Regions from separate parts of the Homo sapiens genome. Here regions 2 and 3 are each linked to region 1. Evidence: chromatin contacts called from ENCODE Hi-C or POLR2A ChIA-PET data. All regions are on one chromosome and are shown on one strand. Each heading gives the region's core, a stretch centred on a gene start or an enhancer-like site at or near the end of the contact. The rest is flanking DNA. Distances are from core to core; before and after follow the strand shown. Region 1 holds the start of GFI1 (growth factor independent 1 transcriptional repressor). Region 2 holds the start of RPL5 (ribosomal protein L5). Region 3 holds the start of EVI5 (ecotropic viral integration site 5).

Region 1 (4,696 bases), core at 645-3,144:
CCTTGGTCCCTGTAGGGTGCAGGCCCCCTGCTCCAGATCCCCAGCCCCATTGTGTCCCCTTCTCCGGAGGAATGGGAATAGACCTGGGAGAAAAGACGCCTGGGACGTGTCGCGGGGCTCCCGCGAAGTTTCCCGCTACCCAAGCGCCAGAATGCCCCTAGGGGTGAGAGTGCCATCCGCCTCCCTCCGGGGTGGCTCCTAGGGCTAGAGCTTTGTCGCTTCCTGCACTTCTCGTCCGTACAATTAGACGCCACAAACCCCAAACCCAATTCTTTAAACAGCCACGAAACTCGGAAGAAAAGAAAAACGGAGTGGCGTTGTCCCGAGGGTCCCGCTGCAGCTTGGACCCACGTTGGCTGGGAGCGGGACAGATGGGGGCGGGGTAACTGTCAGCGCCGGAGCTGGGTCTGGGCTGGCGCCACCAGAGACCAGGCGGACGCGGAGGCCGCCTCCCCACCCGGGCTGTAAGCCCACGCCTCTCTCGCACCCCGGCCCGCTTTGCTGGTTCCTGTGGGGAGCGACAGAGTTTGGAGGAGATAGGGGCCCCGGGGCCTGGGCCGAGCGCGTGGGAAGGCAACCCCGCGCTGCAGCTGGCGCGGGAGGTGGGGCGGCCCCTCCGCGCGCTCAGGCCTCTCCTCACCGTCCGGGCCCAGGAAGGAGGGAGCCGAGGGCGCTAAGGGGGCGTCCTCCCGAGCGCAGCTGCCGCCGCCTCCCCACCAGATGTTTCCTTCCCTGGTGGATTTGGCTCCCCTGCCGAACCACCAGACCGCCTGCTGCGCGCCCCCAGCTCCAGATTTCCAGTCACACTGCGCGGGTCGCGCCCTAACCCAGCTGCCGGAGCTCTCTGGGCTCCCGCACGGCGGTCCGCAGCAGGTGGGAAACCGCCCGCGCCCTCTGATCGCCCCCGCAGTGCCAGTGCTCTGCGAGTCCCCGCGGCCGCCCCCACCAGGGCAGGAGGCGCAGAACAGGCTCGGCGGACCTACCTGCGGAGTCACGGCGCGGGCACCGCGCTAGGAGAGTTTTCAAACGGAATCTTGCTTTCGGGAGAGACCGCTCTATCTCTCTGACTTAAAAAAAAAAAAAATTCTCCTTCCGAGCTCAGCCCCCAAAACCACAAGCTTCACTTCCTGAGCGTTACTGAGTCGCTCGCATAGCCCTCCCAGACCTGCTCCCAACCCCCGTCGGGCGGCCGGGCGCGCTCCTTTGCGCAAGTGGCCAGGCGGTGGGGGGCCTGGCCTTTCCAGCCCGTCCCGCGCGCCCCTTAGTAGTCCTCCCAGTTCTCTCCCTGTGGGTCGGCAGGGGATGGGGGAAATTGGAGGTCCGGACACTTAGGCACTAGAAATGACTTGAAAGAAAATGAACTATTCTTGGCTCCAGGGAGACTTCCGCAGCGAGAGAAGCCACAGATTGAGGACACAGATTGACTGGCGAGAGAGGGGTGGGGGGCGCCCCGCTCCGAGGACCCTCCCCGCCCCTCAGGCCTCGGTCACCCGCCCCCCCCACCCCCGACCCCGCCGCCTCCTAGGGCTGCACCACCCCCGGGTCGGGACCGTGAATCACCGGCCCGCGGTGCCGCCGGCCTGGAGCCCGGCGAGTGGCCACGGCGTCCGCAGAGCGAAACCTGCCCCGCAGGCCCCGAAATAGCTTGTTGTGGAAACACTTGGGGATAAATACGCCCAACGAGGCTGAAAATACCTTGACACCCAATCCGAGAGGTTTGCTCATTTCCCTTCGGATTTAGGTAATGGTTAAATTTGGAAGAGGTGGGCGAGCGCCGAGCCCCCGGCGGAGAGGGCCCTGGCGGCGCGTCCCGCGGGCGCCCGGCGGGACCGGTGGGCGCACCCTCCCTGCGCGGAGCTCGCCGGCTCTCGACCGGGTCCGCTCAGCCTTCGACTAATTTCCGGTGGTCGGAGCTGCAAAATTAAAGGCCGCGCGGGGGCAGCGCCGGCGGCTGCTAGGCTGACTCCGCCCTGCCGGGGCAAGCCAGGGAGAGCGGGACCTCGCACGCGGGCTCTGCCACCGCCTGAGGTCATACCCAGGCACTGGGTGTTGGCGGGAGCAGTAAAGCGCCATAAAAGCACCACTTGGATGACTATTGCAAAGTAAGCCTTCTTCGCTCGGATTCTATGTTTCATGAGGGTAGGCACTGGATCTTCATCTTTATGTCCTAGGCGGGCTCTTAACAAAAGGCTGTGGACTGAGTAAATGAATGAGTGGGGTTAATTAACTAATTAATTATATTAATAGAACAGGGGGAAAAAACTTAAAACCTAACTCATAGATACATGAACAAATGCAGCAACCTCCAACGCTAGACTGTATGCCATGACCCATAGTGTGTGGCCTGCTGTGTATACTCAAAGCCTACACCCTTTGCTCATTGGAGTGGATGGATGTTGTAGTCATGTTACTTTTCAAAATGAATTGACTTGGATTTTGATCACAACTTCGTGCACAATAGGCCTCCAATGTCAGACATGCACAAGGAGAAGAGAGTGGTGCTCCCCAGTTCTTGCAAAATAACTACCATGTTCTAGGTTAATCTTAAATTGTTATGGGGGGGGAAGCCCTTAAAGCTCTTTTTCTAGAAACAGTTTTTAAATTATTCTTATTTTGCACTGTAAATTTAAAATTTTGCAGGGAATATTTGGTTAGTATAGCAGTGCTTCGAGCATGTATTAATAAATTATACGTTTTGTTAAGCAATGACCTGTGCCCCTATTGTATGCCAGGCGCTGGGCAAATCTTGTCTGCCTAGCTGTCCTCCTTCATTTGCTCAACACATCCCTTCTTTATATATAAATGCAGAGGCAAGCAATTTTGGTCAGAAAGGAAAATTAAGGACATTTTGTTAATATTTTATTTCTTGTGTGCTTTGTCCTGGCCTAAGGTATAAAAATCTCACAGTAGTGCAAAAACAAATCTTTCCCTTATTCCCTTCTCTCCTACTCGATAGCAGAAAAAAACAAATTTTTAGAATAAAATTATAAATGGGACAAAATAAAATTTCTTATCAACCAAGTTCTAGAGAAATGGTTGGACTATTTCCTTTGCATATTAGCAAGTTCAAAGTCAAAATTTCTCGAAAAGGTGCTGTGACTATTTTATAGTTTAGTTGAGTGTTGCTGTTTGAAGTCTCAGAAAACTTGAGGGAGCCCATGAAGGGGGCAGATAAGCACCTTGAGCAGTGAGCAGTATCACCTTAGAATAAATCCCTTTCATTCAGATTTAGTCTAGTCATTTTGCTTTTCATTTGCCCTTCACAGACTCTTGGGATTTCTGAGTTTGAAAAAGAAAACTGAGAACTGGAACAGGGACACGCAGAAAGGAGCAGGTGGGAGGGAGATGGCACTGAATTTCCCTTTATGTCTTTTACATGTTGAACCATGTGTATGTAGTACTAACTCAAATAAATAAATACACATTTAAAAAGTATTTAACAAGTATTCAACACGTTTAAAAAGTATTTAACAATACTTTTTAACAACACAACACTCCCGGGTGTATAGTGTTGAAGTGTGACTCCCACACTTGGGGAAGAATAGGAGAAAGGTAAGAAGAGGGGAACCCAGAGAGGTTAAGAACCTTGCCAAGGACAGTGAAGAGCTAGGACTAGAAATAACGATACAATGAACCCATCTCTGACTTCCTGCTACTCCAAACTACCTCTTGCTTCTATTAAACTAAGGGCAAAGAGAATAAGCCACCCCTCCATGAACATTTTTAGAAGCTACAAATACTCCCTCTCCCTCCATATATTCCTTTGGAATTGAAATAGATCTAATGGTAAGCAAAATGTATACCTGAGGCACAATTTTCTATAAATAGGGTCTTTCCAAAGGAATAATTTTACATTTACTGCCTTTTCAATAATTTGAAACTAATTGTTTCAAATATTTAGAAACTAATTGTTTCTAAATAGCAATAATAATGTATCTGTCGATGCCAAATAACAACTGACCTTCTCATACCACAAACATTTCCAAGCCTTGGCCAGTAGCCCATTTATTTCAAGCAGCCTCTCATAGATCAGAATTTCCCTACAACAGAAGATTTGAGACATTAAAAAAAAAAAAGTGGAGATGGAGTCTCGTTATGTTGCCTAGGCTGGTCTCAAACTCCTGGCCTCAAATGATCCTCCTGCCTCAGCCTCCCAAAATGCTGGGATTACAGGCGTGAACCACTGTGCCTGGCTGAGACATTTTCAAAAAGAAAATTGTAACAGGATATTACCAGTATCTTGTTTATTTTTTCACAAAGCTTTACAATTATGATCTCTGTCCTTTGTGGGACGGCATGGGAAAAGTGGGTGATCCTGAAACCCCAGGGAGGGGCAATACCCCCATTTCCAGAATACATTTCTATGTTTGCCTCATTTGATTCTCACCATGATGATACCAGGAAGGGAAAAAAGAGTTCAGGCATTCAAAAGCTAGTAAGATGTGATTGTCAATCTCTGTTCTGCTAGTACCAGCTTTGAGACCTTGGATAAGTTAGCTCAACTCTCAGCCTGTTTCTCACCTGTAAAGTCGGAATACTGGTACCTACCACGCAAGACTGTGGAGCAACCTTTTTTTTTTTTTTTTTTTTGAGATGAAGTATTGCTCTTTTGCTCAGGTTGGAGTGCAGTGGCGTGATCTCTGCTCACTGCAACCTCCACCTACCGGGTTCAAGCGATTCTCCTGCCTCAGCCTGC
Region 2 (4,696 bases), core at 2,197-4,696, 350 kb after region 1:
CCTTGTGATCTGCCCGCGTGGGCCTCCCAAAGTGCTGGGATTACAGGCGTGAGCCACTGTGCCCAGCCAAATCTGAGTTCACTTTCATTTCAAATAATAAAAGCTATATTCTAGAAGGAATAATAAATAACAAATAGCTCCCATTCTAGCGCAGGTTTTTTGTTTTTTGGTTTTACAAGACAGGGTCTTACTGTATCACCCAGGCTGGAGTGCAGTGGCAAGATCATGACCCGCTGTAATCTCTGCCTCCTGGGCTCATGTGATCCTGCCGCTTCAGCCTCCCGAGTAGCTGGGACCACAGGCACGTACCACCACGCCCAGCTACAATTTTTATTTTTTGTAGAGATGAGGAGTTGTCATGTTGCCCAGGCTGGTCTCAAACTCCTGACTTCAAGTGATCCACCTGCTTAGGCTTCCCAAAGTCCTGGGATTACAGGGGTGAGCCATGACACCCAGCCAATGTTTTGTTTTTTATTTTGAAATAATTTCAAAACCACTGCTTGGGTTAAGAACCGTACAAAGAATTTCCATATACTCTTCTCCCAAGTTCCCCACTGTCACCATTTTAACACATTTTTGCCTTATTAATCTCTCTCTTTACATGCACATATATGTGTATGTATATACACACATGTAATTTTCTTCCTAAGCCATTTACTGGGACCAAGTTGCAGAAATAATGCCCACTACTCCAAAATAGTTCAGTGTGTATTACCTTAAAAAAAAAAAAGAACTCTCATTCATAACCAGTCTACCTATGAAAATCAGAATTTAGCCAGGCTTGGTGGCTCACACCTGTAATCCCAGCACTTTGGGAGGCCAAGGTGGGGGGTGGATCATCTGAGGTCAGGAGTTCGAGACCAGCCTGATCAATATGGAGAAACCCCGTCTCTACTAAAAATACAAAATTAGCCGGGCATAGTGGCACATGCCTGTAATCCTAGCTACTCGGGAGGCTGAGGCAGGAGAATCGCTTGAACCCAGGAGGCAGAGGTTGTGGTGAGCCGAGATTGCGCCATTGCACTCCAGCCTCAGCAACAAGAGCGAAACTCCATCTCAAAAAAAAATCAGAATTTAACATTGATTCATTACTATCACCTAATCCAGACTTCAGTAAAGTTTCACCGATTGTTCTGACAATGTCCTTTGAACAAAAGAAATACAAAGACTTCTTATTTCCCTTTTTCCTTTCTTGTCCAGGATGCAATATGGAATCACACATTGCATACAGTTGTCATGTCACTTTGGTCTCTTTCAGTCTGGAATATTGTTTAGGCTTTCCTTATCTTTCATGATCTTGTCATTTTTGAAGAGTACAGGCCAGTTACTTTGTAGAATTATCTAAATCTGGATTTACGTGTAGTTTCATCATGATTAGATTTGGTTGGTACATATTAGATAACTATTTTAGATTAGATTATGTAAATTTGGTAGGAAGTGTTTTGTGTTCTTCTCAGTGCATCAGGAGGCATATAATGTTAATTTATTTTTTCTTTGCTTTCCTTTTTCTTTTTCCCTAGAGATAGAGGTCTTCTTATGTGCCCAGGCTGGTCTCGAACTCCTGGGCTGAAGTGATCCTCCTGGCTCAGCCTCCCAAAATGTTGGGATTACAGGTGTGAACCTATAATGTTAATTCATCCCACTATTGGTGGTTTTTTAACTTTTACCACTTGAATAAGATGCTGTTGGCTGAGGATGCTGGACAATTACCCCCTAGCTCCTGGTGTCACCAACTGCACTGGCTGAACCAGCCATGCTAGCCACAGACCCCTGACTGTGACCAAGGGGAATAGGTATACATATTTTTAATTTTCTTGTTATGGATTTATAAGGTAAGAAGGAGAGGGATAAGGATGATAAAGTATATTTAATTTAACATGTTGTTTGTTTCATAACTTCTTTTTTTGGATTTTATTTTTTATAGAGACAGGGGCTCACCAAGTCTCCCAGGCTGGTCCCGAACTCCTGGGTTTAAGTGATCCTCCTGCCTTGGCCTCCCAAAATGCTGGGATTACAGGCCTGAGCCAGCACATCCAGCCTGCTTCATGACTTCTTTCTTTTTTTTTTTTTTTGAGACGGAGTCTCACTGTCGCCAGGCTGGAGTGCAGTGGTGTGATCTCGGCTCACTGCAACCTCTGCCTCCTGGGTTCAAGCGATTCTCCTGTCTCAGTCTCCCGAGTAGCTGGGACTACAGGTGCGTGCCACCATGCCCGGCTGGTTTTTGTATTTTTAGCAGAGATGGGGTTTCACCATGTTGTCCAGGATGGTCTCGATCTCTTGACCTCGCGATCCGCCTGCCTCGGCCTCCCAAAGCGCTGGGATTACAGGCGTGACCCACCGCACCTGGCCTGAGCTACCGTGCCCGGCCCACAACTTCTAAATATTCAGATGAATAGTATGTGGGTCTTCCTATGAACCCTTGCCCTAAAACATGCAGAAGTTAGGAGTCGGCCTGTTTCCAGGCAGACTTTCCTTCCTGATGCTTTTGCCTCCAGTGTAAGCAGGGCCTGACCAAGACATGGAGCACCTTTGGTAGGCTAATAACTTGATAATCCACCAAAATGAAGGTTTTTAAATATTTTCTATAAATACGAATTGAATACCTCTTTCTTTACCCTTTCAAAGGTGGCTCCACAAAAGTAGAATCACACTTCCTGTGAAAAGTGTTTTAAGTTTTCTCCTCTAGAGCTCTGTTGACATCGGCCATAGCGAACTCTGTTTATTTTTCCTATTATATAAGGAATTACAAGTTGGAATCAGAAGTAATTGGCATCCTAATCCTGATTTATTCTAGTGGCAGTGTTTTGGAGTCACTTAACCCTGTCATCCTGGTTGGCCGTCCCTTCTCCCAGCTCTAACGGTGAGCAGCTGATACCCTGCTAGGTGCTGGAGAGTCAGAGGTGGACATCAGGGCCCACCTCGAAAAGTTGACAGTCTGTGGTGGGCTGAAGCCAGTAGAAAGCTGCTGTAGGAAGGCAGAGGAGTGGCCCCTATCCCAGGCTTGGGGCTCTCAGGGAAGGCTTCCTGGGGGTGAGATGGGAGGGTGGGTCCATATGCTCTTGGACCAGAATGAGTAGCCCAGAGAAGGCAAGAGGGCTCCCAAGCAAACTTGTCCTATTTAATTTTTTTTTTTTTTCCTGCTTAGAAAAGCAAAATGCGTTATGAACAAAACAAAACAAAACAAAACAAAACAAAACAAAACAAAACAAAACAAAACGCTGTAGCAAAGAAAGCGAAAGGCTCCAGTAATCCTCCCTGCTCCTCCTCACCGCACGGATCCTGTGAGATACCCCGAGCATTGGAACCTGGAGAGCTTGGGCAGGCATTCACCCTCCTTCCAGCAGGGGGCGGAACGTAAAACGCCTTGTGGCCGACGCCCTCTCTCTTTCACACGTCACTGGCGTGACCGTCCGCGCTACATACTGCGCCTGCGCAAGGGCTGTGGCCCTTTTCCCACCCCCTAGCGCCGCTGGGCCTGCAGGTCTCTGTCGAGCAGCGGACGCCGGTCTCTGTTCCGCAGGATGGTGAGTGGATGCCTCGGTCTCGGGGCTTTAGATGCATGGAGGTTCCCTTTTCTTGCCCGTATGCCAGCCTAGGGCCCGTCTCGCGCGTCGCAGGGGCCGGATGGCGTTAGATTGCTAGCTCTGACTTGGTCGAGGTGCAGTTCCCAGCGTGGCCTTAAATGGCTGCCGCCCGGTGCGCGAACTTGGGGGGAGGGGTTGGCGAAGAAGGGTTGCGTGAGCTTGGACGGCGGATTGGGGAGAAGGGTGAGTTTAGTAGACAGCCTGAGTGCGGATACTGCCGTCTAGTGTGAGGGGGCGCTGGCAAGCGGCCGGGCGTGAGAGGTCGCAAGCAGTCGACCTCAGCCTAGCTGGGGAACGCCAGAATGGAGGGGGGCTGCAGGTCCTCGGGTCCCACTCGACCTCCGAGTACCGAGTACTTCGTGGGTTTTCCAGGAGAATGTCGGAGCCGGCAAGTCTTAGATTTAGGAAGCTTGTGCCCGTGGGCTGAGCAAGTGGCTTTTAAGCCAAAATTGTCAGTGGAGCTTGGAGGCCGAGGGGTCCCTGGGCCCCGGAAGCTCCTTTAACATGGAATACGTGCCTCCTGCCTCTTCCTCTAGAGTCCGTCGCCGGATGAGTTTTTAATTATTGGGGTAGGGCCCCAAGGGTGGGATGAAATGTTGCTTTAGCTGATGGGGAACAGTGCTGTTTTAGTGGGGGAATTACTGCTGAATGTGCTCTTGCCCAGTTAAGCTTTGTGGCAGGTAATTTAGGCTTTTGAAAAACATAACATGGGAAGCGAGAGAGGTACGTAGTTGTTATTTGAGGCTAGGTTTTCGAAGTGGGACATAGCGTGTTCCGAACAAACCGACGTTTGGCATCACTGATTGCTGTCTGGAGCAGTGCTTCGCAAAAGTTTGGCACAATTACCGGTGCTGGTCCTTGAAGAAACAAATATGGAAATTGAAAGCGTTTAAAACCTTTTGAAAGCAATATAACAATAATTTTATACCTGTTAAATGTAATAAATTGGGGCCTGCATTTTGTATGTTTCTTTTATTCCATATTTCTCTAAGGATTCATTTTTATTGTTTTATGAAACTACTAGTCTGTGACATGGAAGGTAGAGGAAAAAGATTCTTGACCCTAGTTGCTTGTGAAACCTGGGATTCTACAAGTGACAGTTGTCTGTTTAC
Region 3 (4,696 bases), core at 1,022-3,521, 300 kb after region 1:
TGAAAGACGGTCTCACTCTGCCGCTCAGGCTGGAGTGCAGTGGCATGATCAAGGCTCACTGCAACTTCGACCTCCCCGGCTTTGGTGATCCTCCCACCTCAGCCTCCTGGGTAGCTCGGACTACCAGCGCACACAACCACACCCAGCTAATTTTTGTATTTTTAGTAGAAAATGGGGTTTTGCCACGTTGCCCTGGCTGGTCTCAAACTCCTGGGCTCAAGTGATCCACCTGCCTCTGCCTCCCAAAATGCTAGGATCACATGCGTGAGCCACCGCACCCAGACCACCTGCACATTTAGAATTGTGAACTTTTTCTCTATACTTCAATAACTTAGTTCTAAGATTTATTTGACACAAAGTTCTCGGAAATCGTAGTTATCATTTTAGAACAGAAAAAAGACCACCTGGGCCAGGTGCGCTGGCTCACGCCTGTAATCCCAGCACTTTCGAAGGCCGAGGCGGGCAGATCATTTGAGGTCAGGAGTTCGAGACCAGCCTGACCAACACGGTGAAACCCCGTTTCTACTAAAAATACAAAAAAAAAAAAATTAGCCGGGCGTGGTGATGTACGCCTGTAATCCCAGCTACTCGGGAGGCTGAGGCAGGAGAATATATCCAGCCTAGGCAACAGAGTGAGACTCAGCCTTAAAAAAAAAAAAAAAAAAAAAAAAGAAAAGAAAAGAAAAGAAAAAGAAGGCCGGGCACGGTGGCTCACGCCTGTAACCCCAACACTTTGGGAGGCTGAGGCGGGTGGAACACGAGGTCAAGAGATCAAGACCATCGTGGCCAACATGGTGAAACCTCATCTCTACTAAAAATACAAAAATTAGCTGGGAGTGGTGGCGCGCGCCTGTAGTCCCAGCTACTCGCGGGGCTGAGGCAGGAGAATTGCTTAAACGCAGGAGGTGGAGGTTGCAGTGAACCAACGTCGCCACTGCACTCCAGTCTGGCGACAGAGCGAGACTCCCTGTCAAAAAAAAAAAAAAAAAAGAAAAGAAAAGAAAAAGAAAAAGAGCTTCTGGTACACTGGTGAAATTCTACTAACAAAATTTTAAAACAAAAAAAGTTACTTACATCAGCTCAGAACAAAGATTAAAAACTACCAGCAGATCACTTTTCTTTAACTTCAGTAAGCACTGGAATTCATTCTTTCGGCAAAGAAAGGAGTTTATTATTCAACACTGTAACCCAAAGAAAAGATACCACTTCAAGAAAATACTTCTTTTCGAAAGCAGCTCTACCAGCAATAGATAGGAGGAAAGCGAGGAAACCATTCCAAAAGGCTTGGTTTAACTCTTGGGTGAAAGGATGCCAAATGAGATGATCTAAGAAGCCCCAAAGACAGACAGACAGACAGACACAGGGAAATCACAGCAACTCTTTTGAGTGGAAACACCAACACCACAATCCAACCTACCGGAAATCCTGAGGTTAATTTGAGGCTTGCCCCACTAGTCATAAGGTGATTCAGGAATGGCTACAAACTCTTCTCAAGTTCATTCTGGACCTGGCACATCTGTCTTGCCCATCAGCAGCCTGGAGACACGCCATGCGCAGAATCCCGGAGGCCAAGTAAAGACGCCAACTTTGCAAGTCAGGGGGGCGAGTGCTCTCGCCCCTCAGGTCCCCAAAGGGAACCGACTTCTGGCCTCGAGGGTGGGGTGCAGGGTCAGTGTCCTCCACGGGATTTACGAGGACGTGCCCCCGAAGCTGCTCCGTCCCTCCACCGCCCTGGGACGCCACAGTTAGACCCGCCGACGAGTTTCTTCCCCAGCGCCCACGAGAAGGAGGGCTGCGGGCGGCGGCGGCGGCGACAGGCGAGGAAGCGAGTGCAGGGAACTTAGGCCCTGGCGGGGCCAGGCGCGCCCGCCCCGCTCCCACAGCAAAACTTGCGGCGGCCCCCGCCCGCCGCGCCTCGGCCCAGCTGTGCGCCAGCGGAACACGGACTCACCGCCCGCCCGGCCTCCCGGCCCGCCCGGCCTGGCGCAGCGCCCCTCACCTTGGAAACGTTGAGTAGACTTCGCCGTAAACATTAACTTCCCATCCAGCCGGCAGCCGCGCCGCCGCGTCTCAGCGCCTCGGCCCCGCTCCTGGCTCCACGGGTCGCCCGTCCCGAGTTCCCAAAAGCACCACGCTCACTCAGAAGCTCAGGGCCGCCTCGCGACCCTCACCTACCCCTCCCGGCACCGCCGCTGTCGGAACTGCAGCCAGCCCCTTGCCAGCTGGCCAGCTGGTTCCTCCGGGGTCCGGCCCGGCCGCGTCAGGAGAGCCCAAGGCGCAGGCGCGGGAGGGCCTTAAAGAGACCCGGCAGCCTCTACCGCAGAATGGGTTGGAGCAGGTTAGGGGCCGGGCGGGCCGGCCGAGAAAAGGAGAAGGCGAAGGGATTGGACGGAGTGCAGAGGAGGCGGGGAAATCGCTCTCGCCCTCCGCCTCTCTTTCAAAGCACCAGCCTTCAGTCCTGCAAGTCGCCGACTTCCCCGGCCACTGGAACCGCCCCTTCCATGTTAAAACGGTAGAAGACACACCCCCTCGGGGGCCCGAAGCGACCCCGAGCTTAGGACTGCAGGCCTCGCGCTGCCGCACCGACGCGGAGCCTGACTTTCAGGGCCCTGGCACGCGGTGCTGACGCGCATGCTTCGGAAGGCAGCCCCGAGCTCCCCCAGAGGTGGCCTTAGGGCACTCGCAAAAACAATAATCAACGCGTAAATGACACTTGTAATTGTAATGTACTCTTACACGTGTCTTCGCATTGGGTTTATGCAGACTACTGCAGGGGGCAGAACATGGGCACGAATACGTAAGATTCAGCCGGGCAGCCCTCCAGCGTCAACGAAGACATTCTTAGAAGGAAAGTACTTTGTTTGGGACGGAAACAGCCTATTAATTTCTGGTCCAGGAAAAGCAGGCAAGAAAAAGTAAAAAGGCAATACAGATTACTTTCATTATATGTTTAGAAGTGACAGCCGGGCGCGGTGGCTCACACCTGTAATCCCAACACTTTGGGAGGCCGAGGCGGGCGGATTGCCTGAGGTCAGGAGTTGGAGACCAATCTGGCCAACATGGTGAAACCCCGTCTCTACTAAAAATACAAAAAAAAAAAATAGCCCGGCGTCGTGGCGTGCGCCTGTACTCCCAGCCAAGCTACTCTGGAGGCTGAGGCAGGGGAATTGCTTGAACCACGGAGGTGGAGGTTGCAGTGAGCCAAGATCGCGCCACTGCACTCCAGCCTGGGCGACAGAACGATACTCTGTCTCAAAAAAAAAAAGGGACAAAAATTATAATAATTAGCAGCACAAGAAACTCCGGAATTATTTGTCTAGAAATTAGTATCCCTATTTTTAAATTTAAATTTATAAGACAGAATTCGCAGATGGGTTTCCACTGAACTAAGCATTTCAGAAAAAAAAAAAAAAAAAAACCTTACTTTTTTTTCAACAAGATTAGGAAATACCAAGAAATAGGAAGTAAAGCCATGCCCTCCACCCAGCTAAAAACTTTGAAAACTTGAACTTTTATCTGAGGCATATGTTTGCATAACTTTAGGTTGTGCCATTATTTAAAGAAATTTCAATTAACAATTTTATTGCAACTCAATCCTTGTATAAGAAAACTAAGCTACATCCTTGATAATGTACCTCTCCCCTCTTATATTCCATCCGTCAGCAAATTCTATTGGTTTTTCCCTTACAAATGGTCCTTGAATCTGTCCTCTCCTATTTCCTCCATCACCACCCTAGTCTAGGCTACCTTCACCTGGGGAGTGGGGGTGGAGGGATTACTGACCTAGTCTTCTTGTGGTTTACCCATATTCCCTTTATCCCCTCTCTAATCTCAACACAACAGGCAGAGTGACTTTTTCAAAATAACAGTGTGACCCTGTCACTTCCCAGCCTAAACCACTTAAACACTTTCCCATTCTCTTAGAAAAAACCCTCCTAACTAACCAAGCCCTGAATGGCCAGGTGCCTTGCCCACCTCTCCACCTCTTCTCACTGCTCAGACCAATTCCACCCTGCTGTCTGTGCTCCAGCCACGCTAGCCTCTTTTATTCCCTATTTACCGGCTTCCTGGCCTCAACAGAGCTTTTACTCATGCTTTGCTCTGTGCCCAGAAAGTTCTCCCAGTCCTCATCCTTTGACAACGGCTCTAGTATCCACCTCTGAGAAGCATCTTCTGACCTCCCTATGGTGGTCTCTTACTCCTTTCACATCGCATGAAACTGTAATTGGGTAGTTATATTGGTGAATTTTTTACTATTAGCTCCTTAAGTCCAGGATTTGATTTTGTTTGTTTCATGGTTGTATTTTCATATTTGTTAAATATATATTTGTTCAGTAAATGAAAATTATAGATGCTAAAACTTAAACTAAATTTGGCATAAAGTCAGAGAAAGGTAAAATGTCACCATCTGACATTTGGAATCAGAATCTAAAAACTTCAGTTATGTTAAAACTGATTTTATATCATTTTAGCTGGGTTGTCACAAGATTCTTTGGGTAACCTTTAAAACAGTTCTCAAAGAGCCTTTTGTAAGCACCTGAATTAATAATGATAAGACATGGGATGGCCCACATAAAACTAATAACATTGATTGCTTCAAGAGAGGAAGACTGAGCCAAGCACGGTGGCTCACGCCTATAATCTAAACACTTTGGAAGGCTGAGGCCGGCGGATCATTTAAGATCAGGAGTTTAAG

Evidence for each region. A loop is a pair of places that touch in the nucleus more often than their neighbours do. ChIA-PET counts read pairs that join two places held with the same protein, here RNA polymerase II (POLR2A). Pooled maps may share reads with other maps.
Region 2: a map of heart left ventricle shows a loop between it and region 1 (4-fold over the local background). The contact joins the promoter of RPL5 here to the promoter of GFI1 in region 1. A Hi-C loop is called at or near these places in 6 of 168 maps with a recorded cell type or tissue (CD4-positive, alpha-beta memory T cell, CD8-positive, alpha-beta T cell, IMR-90 and 2 more), 21 of 37 single-sample maps with no recorded cell type and 16 of 50 pooled maps. POLR2A ChIA-PET finds 5 or more read pairs at or near these places in 9 of 52 experiments (CD4-positive, alpha-beta memory T cell, H1, WTC11 and 5 more).
Region 3: a loop to region 1 is called in a map with no recorded cell type, with 15 times the contacts of the local background. The contact joins the promoter of EVI5 here to the promoter of GFI1 in region 1. A Hi-C loop is called at or near these places in 14 of 37 single-sample maps with no recorded cell type and 7 of 50 pooled maps. POLR2A ChIA-PET finds 5 or more read pairs at or near these places in 2 of 52 experiments (both WTC11).

Annotation. Positions count from the first base shown.
Region 1 is chr1:92,485,031-92,489,726 of GRCh38, forward strand. It overlaps GFI1 (growth factor independent 1 transcriptional repressor), which reads right to left and starts at 1,895. Exons shown (of 7, transcript NM_005263.5): 1 at 1,696-1,895. RefSeq lists silencers at 472-651, 852-901, 1,522-1,631, 1,722-1,931 and enhancers at 479-1,079, 1,002-1,151, 2,052-2,101.
Region 2 is chr1:92,828,594-92,833,289 of GRCh38, forward strand. RPL5 (ribosomal protein L5) reads left to right here and starts at 3,447. Exons shown (of 8, transcript NM_000969.5): 1 at 3,447-3,524. The coding sequence starts at 3,522. It also overlaps a transcript of DIPK1A not described here. RefSeq lists enhancers at 3,196-3,245, 3,249-3,887, 3,416-3,735, 3,888-4,525.
Region 3 is chr1:92,782,837-92,787,532 of GRCh38, forward strand. EVI5 (ecotropic viral integration site 5) reads right to left here and starts at 2,272. Exons shown (of 20, transcript NM_001350197.2): 1 at 2,000-2,272. RefSeq lists a silencer at 1,853-2,122 and an enhancer at 2,393-2,672.